2 separate regions of the Homo sapiens genome follow, and region 2 is linked to region 1. Evidence: chromatin contacts called from ENCODE Hi-C data. All regions are on one chromosome and are shown on one strand. Each heading gives the region's core, a stretch centred on a gene start or an enhancer-like site at or near the end of the contact. The rest is flanking DNA. Distances are from core to core; before and after follow the strand shown.

Region 1 (5,652 bases), core at 1,021-3,520:
AAGTGCTGGGATTACAGGCGTGAGCCACCGCACCCAGCCGGATGGGATTGTTTTTTGAGAGAGTCTTGCTCTGTCACCCAGGCTGGAGTGCAGTGGCGCGATCTCGGCTCATTGCAACCTCCACCTCCTGGGTTCAAGTGATTCTTGAGTAGCGGAGATTATAGGTATGCACCATCACACCCAGCTAATTTTTGTATTTTTAGTAGAGATGGCATTTTCCCATGTTGGTCTGGCTGGTCTCGAACTCCTGATCTCAAGGGATCCTCCTGCCTTGGCCTCCCAAAGCGCTAGGATTACAGGCGTGAGCCACTGCGCCCAGCCTTCAACAGGATGGGATTTGAATCAAAGGCTGCTTCCTGGGAGGACTGGGCAGGGAAGGCCCTCAGATGACACAGGACATCCCCGGCAGCTTAGCAGAGTAGGAGCCATGTGGGCAAGTGGTTGATCTGCACCGAGCCTCAGTTTGCTCAGCCGTAAAACGATGGCATCAGTAGTGGGTAATGTCCTTTAGTTCTTACAACCCTTTTGTGGGTCTGATGCTGCCATCACACCCATTGTCCCATGTGTAACTGGCTTTCAAACTGGGTTCCTGGATACCTCTCAGGGAGGCTCTGGGTGGAGGGGAGGCCAGGAAAAGGCTGGGTGGGGCTTTGGGGTTTCTCTTCCCCCTTCAGCCAGCCCTGCACATTGGGCTTCTCTGGAAGAAGAGGCAACTCCAGGAGGGCCCCTGAAGAGGCTGCATCATGGGGGGCAGTGACTGTCACCCATGTCCCTCCTGAGAGCCTGGAAGTCCCAGGGGCTGGCATTGGCTTTGGCAGGGTGGGGAGTCCACAGCAGCAGCAACTGCTAAGCCTCCTTACCTAGCTCATGAAAACCCAGAATCCAAACGCTGGAGCCATCCCTTCCACCCTGTCCTGCAGACAGAGACCCTGAGTAGCCCTGAATGTGGGACACAGGCACACACTATGTGTGACCACACACAGCTGCAGACTCGAGCCCAGGCTGCATTCGGGGCTCTTCATACAACACCAGGCACCTGCATAAACCCACCTAGTGCCAGGCCCTGAGTGGGGAGGGGGCACGGCACAGGGAGGTGAACTCTGACACTGCATCCCACAAGGAGGCAGGATTTTTTTTTTTGAGATGGAGCCTCACTCTGTCACCCAGGCTGGAGTACATTGGCATGATCTTGGCTCACTGCAACCTCTGCCTCCTGGTTCAAGCAATTCTCCTGCCTCGGCCTCCCGAGTAGCTGGGATTAGAGGCACCCAACATCATGCCCGGCTAATTTTTATATTTTTAGTAAAGATGGGGTTTCACCATGTTGGCCCGGCTGGTCTCAAACTCCTGGCCTCAAGTGATCCACCCGCCTTGGCCTCTCAAAGGGCTGGGATTACAATCGTGAGCCACCGCGCCTGGCCGAGGCAGGGTTATTTTGCTCACCGTACACTCAACGGTCCAGAAACCCTGGACCTGGAAGGCTCAGTGATTTGCCGAAGATCACTTAGGAAGTAACAGAGCCAGGATTCCAGTGCGGGTCTGGCTCAAGAACCCAGGCTCTATCTTGGGCACTAAATGAAAAGTACCAAGTCCCTAAGAAAATAGGGGGCTAAAAAGAGAGGTGCTGAGGCTGGAGGCGGTGGCTCATGCCCGTACTCCCACTGCTTTGGGAGGCCAAGGTAGGAGGATCGCTTGAGGCCAGGAATTTGAGACCAGCCTGGAGAACGTAGCGAGACCCCATCTCTAAAAAAATAAAAATAAAAAATAAATGAGCCAAGCATGGTGGCACATGCCTGTGGTCCCAGCCACTTGGGAGGTTGAGGTGGGAGGATCGCTTGAGTCTGAGATTTCAAGGCTGCAGTGAGCTATGACCGCACCACTGCACTCCAGCCTAGGTGACACAGCCAGACCCTGTCTCAAAAAATAAATCGATAAAAAGGGAGAGAGGGGCTCAAAGATGGGTGAGCCAAGGCAGCTGTGATGATGAAGATTCCTGGGGAAAGACGAGCTGGGCTCTGCTGGCAGGCAAGATGGCCTGAGAGGAGGGAAATTGAGTGAGGCCCATGCCTGTTCCTACCTGCCCAGCTCCGGTCACCATGGTGACCACAGCCCAAGGAGCCCATTGGTCCCGCTGGCTGAGAAGGACCAGTGGTCAGCCAGTGGGTGGCTAGAGAGGCAGGCGGCTGCACAGAAATGGGAAAGGGCGGCCCCAGTCTTGAGCAGTGGGAGGCCTGTCTCTTATCAAAGCCGCAGGCTTCGGGCTCCGAGGGGCCAATCCTGGCTCTGTCCTCCCCAGCGGAAGCGGCTGCTGATATAGCCTCCGAGGTGGTGAAGTGTACACCTTGAGGGGGTGCTGACATAACCAAGACTCTGCCACTAGGAGTCTCTTGGCAGGTTTGGATGAGACCCAGAGTGGTCTTGGGGAGAAGCCCAGGCCTGAGACCAGCTGGAAACGTGGGTGTGGGGGAAGAGGCGGCTGCTGCTGGCTGGAGGATTTCAGGTCAATCAGCAGCTGGCCAGGAGCAGGCAGCCTGTCTGATGGATTGGTCTACCCGCCCTGCTCACGGCCTCAGCCTGGGAAAGAACCCAGAGCTGTTGCTTCCTTTTTTTTTGAGCGAGAGTGTCTTACTCTGTCGCCCAGGCTGGAGTGCAGCGGCGCGATCTCGGCTCACTGCAACCTCTGCCTCCCGGGTTCAAGCGATTCTCATGTCTCAGCCTCCTGAGTAGCTGGGACTACAGGTGCATACTACCATGCCTGGCTCTACTTTTTTTTTTTTTTTTTTTTTGTATTTTTAGTAGAGAAGGGGTTTCACCATGTTGGGCAGGCTGGTCTCGAACTCCTTACCTCAAGTGATCTGCCCGCCTCGGCCTCCCAAAGTGCTGGGATTACAGGTGTCAGCCACCTTGCCCGGCCACCTCTCCACCTTTTGATCGGTCACTGCCTCCTGACCATGCCTTGCCATGCGTGGCATGGACCACAATGATGTACCGCTGTCCCCAGTTCACAGACAAGGGGACTGTGATGGGTGAGGGCTAGTGATGTGGAGCCTAGATAAGCACTGGGCCCCTCTAACTGCAAGTCTAAGCTTCTACCCATTACCCAGAGGCTTCTAACGTTATTCTGAATCTGTCAGGACACCTAGCACTGCACACAGTGCTCACGAAATACTTAAAAGAGGCCGGGTACGGTGGCTCATGCCTGTAATCCCAGTGCTTTGGGAGGCCAAGGCAGGCAGATCACTTGAGGTCAGGAGTTCAAGACCAGCCTGACCAACATGGGGGAAACCTTGTCTGTACTAAAAATATAAAAAGTAGCCGGGTGTGGTGGTGCGTGCCTGTAATCCCAGCAACTCAGGAGGCTGAGGCATGAGAATCGCTTGAACCCGGGAGGTGGAGGTTGCAGTGAGCAGAGATTGTGTCACTGGACTCCAACCGGGGTGACAGAGCGAGACTCAGTCACACACACACGTAAAAAATCGGAATATACACATATACAACCCCTCTGTCTGCCACACAGACATACTGCATCCATTTGAGCCAAGACCTTCTTTTTTTCTTTTTTTGAGACAGGGTGTTGCTCTATCACCCAGGCTGGAGTGCAGTGGTACAATCATGGCTCACTGCAGCCTCAACCTCCCAGGCTCAAGTGATCCTCCCACCGCAGCCCACCGAGTAGCTGGGACCACAGCCATGTGCCACCACAACAGATTAATTTTTGTATTGTTTGTAGAGACGGGGCTTTGCCATGTTGCCCAACCTGCTTGAACTCCTGGGCTCAAGCGATCTACCTGCCTCAGCCTCCCAAAGGGCTGGGATTACAGGCATGAGCCACTGTGCTCAGACCAAGAATCTCTTAAGAACGTTCACATTGAACAAGGAACTCTGCTGGCTCATGTCATTTACAAGCCATCCCCTGCCCTCCCAGGAAAGACCCAGCATCCACTGAACCATGGCCAGCTGCTAGCTTCTAACTATCAAAGCTGCCAGTGAACACACACCCTGGCTCATGTTAAGAGTGGCAGAAGAGGCCCTTTGGTGGGAAGCAATGTTTGCAGCGCTGGAGGTTTGCAGAACGGGGTGACAGGGCACCGGCCTTCATTCCCCATGCCAGAGCCAGCATCCTTCTTCCTGGGGTCATGCCTGTAATCCCAACACTTTGGGAGGCCAAGGTGGGAGGACTGCTTAAGGCCAGGAGTTCCAGACCAGCATAGGCAACATAGTGAGAATCCTCTACAAAAAAACACAAAAACTAGCCAGTGGGCTGTGCACGGTGGTTCACGCCTATAATCCCAGCACTTTGGAAATTTGGAAGGCTGAGGCGGGTGGATCACTTGAGGTCAGGAGTTCGAGACCAGCCTGGCCAACATGGTGAAACCCTGTCTCTACTAAAAATACAAAAATTAGCTGGGCATAGCGGTGCATGCCTGTAGTCTCAACTACTCAGGAGGCTGAGGCAGGAGAATCGCTTGAACCCAGGAGGTGGAGGTTGCAGTGAGCTGAGATCATGCCACTACACTCCAGTCTGGACAACAGAGCGAGACTCCATCTCAAAACAAAACAAAAAAACAAAAAACAAAAAATCCCAAAAACTAGCCAGTGGGCTAGGTGCAGTAGTTCATGCCTGTAATCCCAGCACTTTGGGAGGTCAAGGCAAGAGGATCATCTGAGGTCAGGAGTTCAAGACCAGCCTTGCCAACATGGTGAAACCCTGTCTCTACTAAAAATACAAAAAAAAATTAGCCGGGTGTGGTGGTGCATGCCTGTAATCCCAGCTACTCAGGAGGCTGAGGCAGGAGAATCGCTTGAACCTGGGAGGTGGAGGATGCAGTGAGCTGAGATCGCGCCACTGCACTCCAGTCTGGGGACAGAGCGAGACTACCTCGAGAAAAGCAAGCAAACAAAAACTAAACTCTCTTTCTGAAGCAGAGCGTCCAAGGAGATGAGGGGTACAGTTGTCCTCCTAGCCTCATACTGCAGCCCCTAGGCCCACCCCAAATCCTGCCACAGCCCCCTGAGAGTCTTCTCAGACTGTCCTAGGCCACACATGGTGGTATACCATCTTCTCACATTACTTTCCGGCAGCACTTTCTCCTTATTTAGGCTAGAGGCGCCTTGAGAGCATTTCCTACTTTCCGTCCTGGCTTGGTTGTCACTCACTAACTCTGGGCAAGTTAATGTCTGCTTGCTTTCTCGCTTGTAAAATGGGTCTTTACTCTTGTTTTTTTTTTTTCTTTCTTTTAAGACGGAGTCTCACTCTGTCCCCCAGGCTGGAGTGCAATGGCGCGATCTCGGCTCACTGCAACCTCCACCTCCCGGGTTCAAGCGATTCTCCTGCCTTGGCCTCCCGAGTAGCTGGGATTACAGGCATGCGCCACCACGCCCAGCTAATTTTGTATTTTTAGTAGAGACGGGGTTCCTCCATGTTGGTCAGGCTGGTCTCGAACTCCTTTTTTTTTTGGTTTTTTTTTTTTTTTTTTTGAGACAGCTCTGTTGCCCAGGCTGGAGTGCAGTGGCGTGATCTCGGCTCACTGCAAGCCCGCCTCCCGGGTTCACGACATTCTCCTGCCTCAGCCTCCCAAGTAGCTGGGACCACAGGCGCCCACCACCACGCCTGGCAAATTTTTTTTGTATTTTTAGTAGATATGGGGTTTC
Region 2 (5,652 bases), core at 2,297-4,796, about 25 Mb before region 1:
CAGCACGGGCTTCTGCCCACTGAGCATGAATGGAGTGCCAGGCAGAACGGGATGCAAAGGGCAAGGTGTGGTGGCTCATGCTTGTAAACCCAGCACTTTGGGAGGCCGAGGCAGGCAATTCACCTGAGGTCAGGAGTTTGAGACAAGCCTGACCAACATGGAGAAACCTGGTCTCTACTAAAAATACAAAATTAGCTGGGTGTGGTGGTGCATATTTGTAATTCCAGCTACTGAGGAGGCTGAGGCAGGAGAATCACTTGAACCCAGGAGGCGGAGGTTGCGGTGAGCCGAGATTGTGCCATTGCACTCCAGTCTGGGCAACAAGAACAAAACTCCATCTCAAAAAAAAAAAAATGTGATGGAAAGGTCCTGGGCAGGCCCTGCTGCCATGTCTAGCAAGGGTGGTGGACGTGCATGCATACAGCAATGGCCAGAGGCCACTCCTGCTGCAATCCCAGGTGTCAGGGTGGGTTTCCCTGGGCAGGGACTGTGGTGCTGAAGCCTGGAACACAGGTAGGAACGGGGCCAGGTGGTGCCAGTTGGGAAGGGCATCCCAGGCAGCCAGCACAGCATGTGCAAAGGCCCAGGGGCCTGAGAGTGAGATGGAGAATCAGGACGGTGGTAATTGGTGGTAGAGGCTGGAGAAGCAGCAGTGAATGAGTCTCTCAGGGCCTGCGGCTGAGCCCTCCCCAGCCCTCTTCCCAGGCCCTGCACTCACCAGAGCTGCTGCTTTCAGTCCCAGCCTCAGTGCCTGACATCTTTGTGCTCTTACAGTCCAGATGCCGGTCATCCACCCACTGTCCAGCCCGAGCAACAGGTTCTGTGTCACCAGCCTGGACCCCGACACGCTGCCTGCTGTTGCCACACTCCTCATGGATGTCATGTCCTACTTCAATGGGTAGGGCTGCCTTGGGCATGAGGGGTCGCCGGCTGGACCAGGGGGAGGCACGGCTCTGCCTAGGAGTCTTAGTCTGACGGGGGAGGCTTTGCCAGGAGCTCATCTGAGGGAAGAGACACAGACCTTCCCTGGAGCTAGTCTGAGCGGGGAGACATGGACCCACCCCGGAACTAATCTGAGTGGGAAGGCAAGGACCCGTTCCAGAGCTAGTCTGAGCGGGGAGACAAAGACCCGCCCCAGAACTAGTCTGAGGTGGGAGACATGGACCTGCCCTGGAGCTAGTCTGAGGTGGGAGACACAGACCCGCCCCGGAGCTAGTCTGATGGGGGAGACACGGACCCGCCCCAGAGCTAGTTTAAATGGGGAGACACAGACCTGCCCTGGAGCTAGTCTGAGGTGGGAGACATGGACCTGCCCCAGAGATAGTCTGAAGGGGGAGACACGGACCAGCCCCAAAGCTGGTCTGAGGTGGGAGACAGGGACCCACCCTGGAACTAGTTTGGGGTGGGAGACACGGACCCGCCCTGGAACTAGGCTGAGGGGGAGACACAGCTCTACCAAGCAGAAAGGTTGGCTCTGGATGGAACATTTTGTGGGGAGTCCCCCATGTCTGTGAAGGCCTCTGCCTTCCCCGAGAGGAGGCGGGGGAAGTGATTGAGGGAAGATTTCAGGTGAGTCCCCCTACTCTCCACACCCTGCCTAACGCCAGCTGTGGAAGGAGGGCATCAGGACCCCAGCCCAGGCCACAGCAGGGAGCCCAGCAGAGGGAAGCCAGGTCAAACCACAGGGACTTCTCTCAGGCCAAAGCCCCAGGAACCCTTGCTGTTGTCCTAGAACATGGTGGGATTGGAGCAGAGACCATCCCACTGGGATCCCCCAGCCCTATCTAGGCAGCCACAGGTGTCCCTCAGGAAGCTCCCCCAACACCCCTGCCACTCTGAGAAGCCAGGACAGATCTCTAAGATTGGGACACTGCCCTCTCCCTGGGCCAACCCCAGCCCTGCAATGAGGCCCCAACCCACTCTGGTTCTCACCTGGCTTCTGCCTCCCAGGGGTGGAGACTGCCTCCCCACTCTCTTCACCCCCAAAGAAGAAGCACAGCCGAGGCCGACATCAGAGAAACTGTGTTGCTGACTTAGTTGCAGCAGGAAATGACTGAAATGGGGTAACTGTCACTCACACACTCACACCTGTGCCCACACACGCACACACAGAGACCACATCCGCAGCAGGTGGGCCTGGCCAGACACCTATGGGACACTTATTGGAGGCCCAAGAATTAAAGTAAGGGGGTGACACCCAGGAGGCCTGGGAGGGGGAAAGCCCAGTGGCCTCATGGTCTCTCTCATCGAACTCCTAAGGGTCCTTCCATGGCCCTGGGCCCCCGAGGGTCAGGGAAAAGAGTGAGGCCGGGACCAGTGTGAGGAGGCCTCTCCCCTGCCTGAGCGTAGAGTCCATTCTCAACAGAGACAAAGCTGCCACGTGCAGGGATGGGTGTGGAGGCCCAGGCGGCAGGGCCCTGGGGCCGGTGTGCAGCGTGGGTGGGGAGTGACGCCCACCAGGACGGCCCCCCATGGGGGTGAGCTGTGTCCAAAGTAGCTGGGCGGCAGCTGGTGTTGATAGTGGCATAAGGGACGTGAAGAGCAGCCTGGGAGGCCTGGCTTGGTGCCTGCGCGGGGGAAGGAGGGTCAAGTGAGTCTGCACAGCTTGGGCCCAGCCCTGGCCCCCCTGCCCCTGCCCCTGTCACCTCATCCCCAAAGCAGGTCCCCTCCTCACCCATGCTCGTGCTCTCGGTGCCTGGGGGCTGGTGCGGGACGGCTGGAGCCTAGGGGCAGGGCTGGGAGAGAGCAAGGATGGTCAGAGCTCTGCAGGGCATGTGGCCATCCCAGTGTCAGGGGGACGTGGACAGGGACCAGGTCTCACCGGTGCTTATGTCGGCGCAGCAGATGAAGGAGGTAGACACAGCCAAAGAGGAGGACTCCTGAGACCCCCAAGATCCCGGCCAGGTCTGCCCGCAGAATGGGGGCAGGAGTCGGCGGGGCAGAGAGCCCTGGGCACGGAGACAAGAATCAGATGGGTGGCCAGTTCCCGAGCCCCTCCCTGCCCTCCTGGACCCCTCGCCCCGGCCCCACCTGGGTCTGAGCTGGGCGGGAGGCTCCCACAGGCCTCCCAGGAGCCCTCAGGGAAGGACGCAAACTTGCAGCAGAAGGTGGTGTTGGCGCAGGGGCTGCTGGCCCCAGAGCCTTCCAGGATGAGAGAGATGCTGCTCTGGGTTTCCCAGCGGGCCTGGCGAGCAGGGGCCCATTGCCGGATGCCACGTTCTGGGTGCAACACAGCCAGCGTGGTCCCCCCAGCACCGTTGGGGCCCCCCCAGCTCACAGTCACCAGGGAGATGGAGCCAGACCCCAGGAACCCACAACGGATGGTGAAGGACGAGAGCTCGGTGGCCTCCATCCGAACTTGAACCCACACCTCCGGGGTCCCTGTGGAACAGCAGCAAGGTCGGTGGGCTGTTGTCCTACATCACCCTCCCTGCAGCCCCTGCCCCTCTCTGGTGCCGGCACTCACCCGCAGTGACACACAAGGTCAGCAGCACCCAGGGCAGGACCAGGGTCCGGTGCCCCATGGCCCCCTCCAGTCCAGGTTCTGGGGGCTGCAGGGCCGGCACCTGTGCCTCTGTTCTCATCGCAGGAAGTCTTCATGTTGTCAGCAGCCAAACAGCCACTTCCTTCTCTCCTCTCACACCTTCCCCAGAGGTGGTGAGCACAAAGTGGCTGATTCCCTTCTTAAAGTGACAGTGAGGGCCTGCTCAGTCCCCAAGGCTGTGCTTCCAGGTAACAAGGCAGGGCGGCACAGGTGGGTGAGAACCCAGCCCTGGCTAGGCCTGGGGAGGCCAGGGGAGGGGCAGAGAAGCTGTCAGGGGCTAGAAGGACTCCCCTTCCCTGGACAGCAAGGGGTGCCGGGCTTCCCTAAGAAAGGGCTCTGTCCCGCCCCTCACCCAGCTAAGGAATCGGAGGAGAAAGCCCCTGGGAGTGGGAAGCCAGCAGGGAGGACCTGAGAGCCAGCCCAGCATGCATGACCCACTACCAATCTGATGTGGGTCCCACGCTTACACCTGCAATGCAGGCCTCCCCCACAACCCCCAGCCTGGCTCGCCCACTACCCACTCATACCTCCTGATCTACCCTGAACGCACCCCATACTGGGCTCTGCCCCAGGCGCTGTCTCCTCGTCATAGGTGATGGCAACTGGCTTCTGGCTGCTCGGGCCCAAAGCACAGCCACCAGTGCCTCTTCCCTTTCACTTCCAACGCACCAAGATTGTGTCAGCAAACAGCAGTCCTCTGCCCTAGCAGTGCAGAAGCCAGGAGTTGAACCCATGTCTCTCACCAGGTTAAGCTGCCTCGCTAAGTTTGGATGTGACCTCAGAAACAGAGGCTACTCCAGCAATACAAGATACTTTATTTTTCGGCTTCTACCTATGCCACCCAATCCCTTCACTGGGCCTAACTTAGTGAATCAAATTAAGTATATTTCCCTCCAAGTTGCCCCAGGATTCTGGGCTCCTTTGCACACTACAGGTTTTCTCTAAACGCCCTGGGTTTATCTATCCTTTGGTGAATTTTCAACTCTTCTTATTTCTCTGCCCTGTCCTGACCAAAAATCTTCAGTGCCTGTTTCTCTCTGCCATCCAAATCCCACACACATCTAGGGGTGAATCGGTGAATCTGCGCTGATGAGTGACACGTTTTGTGAATCCTTTCTAGGATCTCAGTATTTCATCCTATCCCGAGGGAAGGCTCTAAAGAGCTCAAGGAAGACCTCACGATGTCTATGTGTGAGAAGAAACCTTTCACCCCTTCACTATCACACCCCATCATCCAAGCACACACTCCTCTTTCATCCCATAAACCCCAGTCAGTGTCACCTGGAGTTATAAGGATGCGGTGACTTACCTAGTAACGGAAGACTCTCAGTAATCTGAAAAAGAAAAATCCCTTCACTTTATAACTGAGGAGATAACACCAACAAGTCACTTCCAGCAGAGCTCATGGCCACAGTGCAAGTTAAAAAAGGTAAAGCCTTATTGAAAATAATCTTAAAACAATTATTCAATATTAACAGACAATGCCCAGCAGTGCCATGTGGGAGGCAAGCCACCCAGCTGCCAAGGCAAGAGACCGAGGGCACAAGCTGTTCCAGTATAATAAAGAAAATACATAGAATAAGAATAGTTATACTAGAAATAGATTATAGCTATGATTATATATATTACTAATCATTAGTTTATAGCATAACTCTTTATTCCAATATTATAATAATCTTTGTTCTACAATTATAACCTAGGAAAAACCAGGCCATACAGAGATAGGAGCTGAAGGGACATGCTGAGAAGTGACCAGAAGGCAGGAGTGTGAACCCTCTGTCATGCCCGGACAGGGCCACTAGAGGGCTCCCTGGTCTAGTGGTAATGCCAGTGCCTGGGAAGGCACCCGTTACTTAGCAGACCTTGGTCTAGCAGTGGTGCCAGTGCCTGGGAAGATAACTGTTACTTAGCAGACCGGGAAAGGGAGACTCCCTTTCCCTGGGGGAGTTAGAGAAGACGCTGCTCCACCACCTCTTGTGGAAGGCCTGACATCAGTCAGGCCCGCCCACAGCCATCCGGAGGCCTAACCGTCTCCCTGTGATGCTGTGCTTCAGCAGTCACCCTCCTGTTTCACTTTCATGTTCCGCTCTGTACACCTGGCTCCACCT

The links. Hi-C counts contacts between places; a loop is a spot of excess contacts on that map.
Region 2: a loop to region 1 is called in a map of GM11168, with 16 times the contacts of the local background. The contact joins the promoter of PVRIG here to the enhancer-like site in region 1. A Hi-C loop is called at or near these places in 2 of 168 maps with a recorded cell type or tissue (GM11168 and K562).

The regions. Positions count from the first base shown.
Region 1 is chr7:75,011,554-75,017,205 of GRCh38, reverse strand. All of the region lies in intron 2 of CASTOR2 (cytosolic arginine sensor for mTORC1 subunit 2), which reads right to left. Among named protein-coding and RNA genes, the nearest start is that of CASTOR2, 50 kb to the right of the region's middle. Within about 2 kb of position 2,270, at least 3 of the 41 ENCODE cell types and tissues checked have a DNase peak (open chromatin) inside an H3K27ac peak, as active enhancers do.
Region 2 is chr7:100,217,843-100,223,494 of GRCh38, reverse strand. PVRIG (PVR related immunoglobulin domain containing) reads right to left here and starts at 3,546. Exons shown (of 5, transcript NM_001397246.1): 1 at 3,467-3,546; 2 at 3,031-3,381; 3 at 2,822-2,948; 4 at 2,675-2,735; 5 at 2,005-2,567. The coding sequence starts at 3,524. The coding sequence ends at 2,244. It also overlaps a transcript of STAG3 not described here and the pseudogene CASTOR3P. RefSeq lists enhancers at 1,787-1,886, 1,907-2,006, 3,397-3,466, 3,527-3,656, 5,485-5,652 and a silencer at 2,427-2,476.